Regions from separate parts of the Homo sapiens genome. Here region 2 is linked to region 1. A link is an interaction called in ENCODE POLR2A ChIA-PET data of the cell type or tissue named here. Cell type or tissue: A673. All regions are shown on one strand.

Region 1 (2,500 bases):
TCCCTATTCTCATCATATGACTGGCAAGTCACCAAATACTTAAGTTTTTAGTCTGTACAAGTTTTACTTTACTGGCAAAAGGGAGGATTTTTTCAGGTGCTTTGATGTGGTAAGTATTCTTTGCTTTTTGATTTTTTTCTTAGAGCATCTATTTTGGAAATAATTAATCCTTAATCTGTGGGAGTAGCCTACACAAATCTCTAAATATGTAAGCTGACTTCCATCATGCCATTACAAGCACATGAGTCCGGCACTCCTTCCTTAAAAAGGTACCCAATATGGCCAGGCGCAGTGGCTCACACCGGTAATCCCAGCATTTTGGGAAGCCGAGGTGGGCAGATCACCTGAGGTCAGGAGTTCGTGACCAACCTGGACAACATGGCAAAACCCCGTCTCTATTAAAAATACAAAAAATTAGACGGGCGTGGTGGCGGGCGCCTATAATCCCAGCTATTCAGGAGGCTGGGACATGATAATCGCTTGAACTTGGTGGGTGGAGGTTGCAGTGAGCCGAGATTGCGCCGTTGCACTTCAGCCTGCAACAGAGCGTGACACTGTCTAAAACAAAAAACAAAAAACAAACAAAACATTTGGGGGACCAGGTGCAGTGGCTCACGCCTGTAATTCCAGCACTTAGGGAGGCTGAGGCAGGCAGATCACCTGAGCCCAGGAGTTTGAGACCAGCCTGGGCAACATGGTGAAACTCTGTCTCTACAAAAAAATACAAAAATTAGCTGGGTATGGTGGTGTGCGCCTGTGATGCTAGCTACTCAGGAGGCTGAGGTTGGAGGATTCCTTGAGCCCAGAAGGTCGAGGCTGCAGTGAGCCGTGACTGCACTACTGTACTCTAGCCTGAGCGACAGAGCAAAATCCTGTCTGAAAAAAAAATTGTTTTGAAAATTTCATTACTGATGTCTTAGTGTGGTTTTGGGAAGGAACAAAATTTGGAGCATGTGTTCAACTGCCATCTCTACCTAGAAGTGAATAACAATTCATTTCTCAACACATGTTTTTTGAGCAATTTACTACTTGCTAGGCACTGTGCCAAGATACACACAGAAATATGGAAAAAGGTTATTAATTCATTTTTTCTGATTAACTCTACTAAGTTAAAAAAATGGAAATATCTCTCCAAGTTTGATGCTCTAGATTGTTTAGCAGTTTTTTTCCTTTCCTGGCCTCTGAATTTGTCTCGATTTTGGTGTAAATGTGTGTTTTTATAAAATATGAAAGGAGATTCTAAAGGGGAAAAAGATACTGAGTGTAAAAGATATTGAGTGACAATTGGGGGGGGCATGTCCTCATATCTGAATATAGCATTCATATAAGCCATCTAAGTGTCTTAAATAGTGGATAAAAATGATATTGGCAAGGAGTAGAGAACTATTTTTATCTATCAACATTCAGAGGGAAAAGACGAAATCTCTACCAGGAAATACCACAACAGTGGGAGGTTCTTGCTGGCTGGTGGAAAAGAATGCGGAGAGTAGATGGTTGGTCATTAGTAGAATTTGGCTCATGAGAGAGTAAAAAGTCTTGGCTTTTAGTTCATCAATGATGGTAGTGCCATGAACTGAGGATAATACTTATTAAACTCACTGTTACATAAATTATCCCTGTTAGTCACAAGGGGACAGTTATTCTCCTTTTCTCTTTTCTGAGACAGTTTCATTCCCATTGCCCAGGCTGGAGCGCAATGGTGCAATCTTGGCTCACTGCAGCCTCCGCCTCCCGGGCTCAAGCAATCCTCCTGCCTCAGCCTCCCAAGTAACTGAGACTACAGGCGCATGCGACCATGCCCAGCTATTTTTTGTATTTTTTGTAGAGACAGGGTTTCTCCATATTGCCCAGGCTGGTCTGAAACTCCTGGGCTCAAGCAATCCGCCAGCCTCAGCCTCCCAAAGTGCTGGGATTATGGGCATAAGCCACTGCACCTGGCCAGTTATTCTCCTATAGAGCAGAAAGCTACCATACGGTCTACTAGCCGTCAACCTCGGATCTTAGTGGATAACGTTAGGAGGCCAGTCACTTCATCCGGAGAGTAATTTACTACCCCCGCTAAACACCTGACTTGATTCTCTTCTCTCTCTCCTTCTCCTCTTAGCTTCCTAGAATACTTGTCTTCTAAAAAGGGTCCAAGGTTAAGTCAATCTGCCAAGGAAGCAAAAAGCCCATTGCTTTAGCTACTTTTCCTTTTGACTATAAAGGTTTCTCTGGGCAACTCTGGTGTCCCATAAAATATGCATGTGTGTTCAAGGATGAAGTGTGTGTGTTGTGTGTGTGGGGAGGCTGAAACCATGTTGACAGAATTCCTGTGTCTGTCCAGTAGTGGATTACAGTGAATGGACAGTGAACTAAGCTCTATTAGATTGCTGGGCATCGTGGCTCATGCCTATAATCCCAGCACTTTGGGAGGCTTGAGGTGAGAGGAGCACTTGAGCACAGGAGTTTGAGACCAGCCTGGGCTATATAGTGATACCTTGTCTCTATGAAGAAAAAT
Region 2 (2,500 bases), 360 kb after region 1:
TACTCAAGACTCAGTGGTTAAACATTTCCTCCTCTCAAGCTCTTTCACAGGTCAGCTTAGTCAGGTCACTGTTCTTTTGATAATTTAGTGATGAGAGAACTATTAGATTTTCAGTTTCCTGTTCTACAAGTGAGTTTGAACATAAATGGTGTTGGACAGTGGTTTTGAAATCTGGCTGGTCCCAGAATCACCTGAAGCTTTTCTTTCCTCAAACATTTCCAAACCTTACCCCAGGAGATTCTGGTGCAATGAGATGGTTAAATGTGGTAGACTTAGCATATGCAGTGATAATACTGCAATCTTTCCTACATCCCCACTAAAATAAATAAAAATGATATTCATTTTAACCCACAAGGACAGATGAGAGAGGAGACCATAGCAGATGAAATAGCGAAAGCTGCATGTAGGATAGAAAGTCGATGGAATAGTGGTACTTATTTGTTTCTAAGTACTGAAGAATACATGTTTCAAGAGTGGTAAGATCTAATCTTGTGCTGAATACAGTGATTTCTTAAATGCCCCGAAGTTAAAATACATAATCATGAAATTTCAGAGCATTCGGGTAAAAAAAATATTCTAAAGCTTCTGGAGATAAAATATAAATAGCTTATAGATAAAGAAACAAGAATCAAAATATCATCAGCGTTCTGGACAGTAGTACTGGATTCCAGGAGATAGTGGAGCAGCACCTTCAAATTTCTGAGGAAAATAATTTCAACCTAGAATTCTTTTTTTTTTCTTTTTTTTTTCCTTTTTTTTTTTTTTGAGGCCGAGTCTCGCCCTGTCACCCAGGCTGGAGTGTAGTGGTGTGAGCTTGGCTCACTGCAACCTCTGCCTCCTGAGTTCAAGCGATTCTCCTGCCTCTGCCTCCTCCATAGCTGGGATTACAGGCACGCATCACCATGCCCAGTTAATTTTTTGTATTTTTAGTAGAGACAGAGTTTCACCATGTTGAACAGACTGGTCTGAAACTCCTGACCTCAGGTGATCCGCCTACCTCAGCCTCTCAAAGTGCTGAGATCACAGACGTGAGCCACCGCACCTGGCCAGTTTCAACCTAGAATTCTATACCTTGCCAGACAATTAATCAAAAGATGGATATAGAATGAAGATATTCCACATAAGCTGGGCATGGTGTGTGCCTATAGTCCCAGCTACTTGGGATGTTGAGTCAAGAGAATCACTTAATCCCAGGAATTTGAGGCTGAAGCGAGCTGTGATCATGCTACTACACTCCAGCCTGGGTGACAGTGCCAAGTCCACCCTGTCTCTAAATAAAAATTAAGTTGGCAGCCGGGTGCAGTGGCTCACACCTGTAATCCCAGCACTTTGGGAGGCTGAAGCAGGCAGATCATGAGGTCAAGAGATCGAGACCATCCTTGGCAACATGGTGAAACCCCATCTCTACTAAAAATACAAAAATTAGCTGGGTGGGGTGGCGTGCGCAAGTAGTCCCAGCTACTTGGGAGGCTGAGGCAGGAGAATCGCTTGAACCCAGGAGGCAGAGGTTGCAATGAGCCGAGATTGTGCCACTGCACTCCAGCCTGGCGACAGAGTGAGACTCCATCTCAAAAAAAAAAAAAAAAAAAATTAAGTTGGCTGGGCACAGTGGCTTATGCCTGTAATCCCAGCACAGTGGGAGGCCAAGGCAGGAGGATCCCTTGAGCCCAGGAGATGACTTGAGACCAGCCTGAGCAACAGTTAGGCCGCATCTCTAAAAAAAATTTAAAAATTAGCTGGATGTCTTGGCTCATACCTGAAGTACCAGCTACTTGGGAGGCTGAGGTGGGAGGATCACTTGAGCCCTAGAAGATTGAGGCTGCAGTGAGCTATGGTTGTAGCACCACACTCCAGTCTGGGCAGCAGAGTGAGAACCTGTCTCAAAGAAAAAAAAAAAGATATATCAGATATGCAAATCCTTTAAAAATTTACCTTCCATATACATCCTTTTAAAAAATAGAGACAGGGTTTCACTGTATTGCCCAGGGTGGTCTCAAACTCCTAGCACAAACGATCCTCCCACCTCAGCCTCCCAGGTAGCTGGAACTGCAGGCATTAGCCACCACACCTGGCTCGTGTATATTTTTTCAGAAAGCATCTGGAACATATGCTTTAACCAAATAAGTGCATAATCAACAAAGACAAATGTTATAGAATCCAGGAAACAAAGGATTTAACATAGAAAAACAGCAAAAATAAATCCCATGACAAGAGCTACTGGGCCTAGAGAGCAACTAGTCCATTGAAAATTGAATACTATTAGCTGCAGAAGAAAGGTTTCCAAGGAAAGAAAATGGAATTAATTGATGATGTGTTCAAGATTTTAGGAAAATATATTGATAGGCATTTGTTAGATCTCTTGGAGCATTCAGTGGTGGGGTTAGGGAGACGGAATTTGCATTACTAACAAATGAAAAAACAAGTAGCTATTAACTATAGGAAAAATAAACAGTTATATGAGCAAGGGAGCAATCACTGTAAAAAAAAAAATTTTTTTTCT

The links. ChIA-PET counts read pairs that join two places held together with the same protein. Peaks named below come from ENCODE experiments on the same cell type or tissue, not always from the same donor. Only the 100,000 strongest peaks of a DNase experiment are listed, where the experiment ranks them.
Region 2: POLR2A ChIA-PET joins it to region 1 with 12 read pairs; 2 of 35 experiments call an interaction of 5 or more read pairs at or near these places.

The regions. Positions count from the first base shown.
Region 1 is chr15:56,912,423-56,914,922 of GRCh38, forward strand. The region is part of intron 2 of TCF12-DT (TCF12 divergent transcript); the gene reads right to left. Among named protein-coding and RNA genes, the nearest start is that of TCF12-DT, 4.8 kb to the right of the region's middle. In A673, no CTCF peak of the experiment used is centred here; a DNase peak (open chromatin) is centred at 1,469; H3K27ac peaks cover 1,281 bases.
Region 2 is chr15:57,276,058-57,278,557 of GRCh38, forward strand. All of the region lies in intron 19 of TCF12 (transcription factor 12), which reads left to right. Among named protein-coding and RNA genes, the nearest start is that of SNORD13D, 1.3 kb to the right of the region's middle. In A673, no CTCF peak of the experiment used is centred here; no DNase peak of the experiment used is centred here.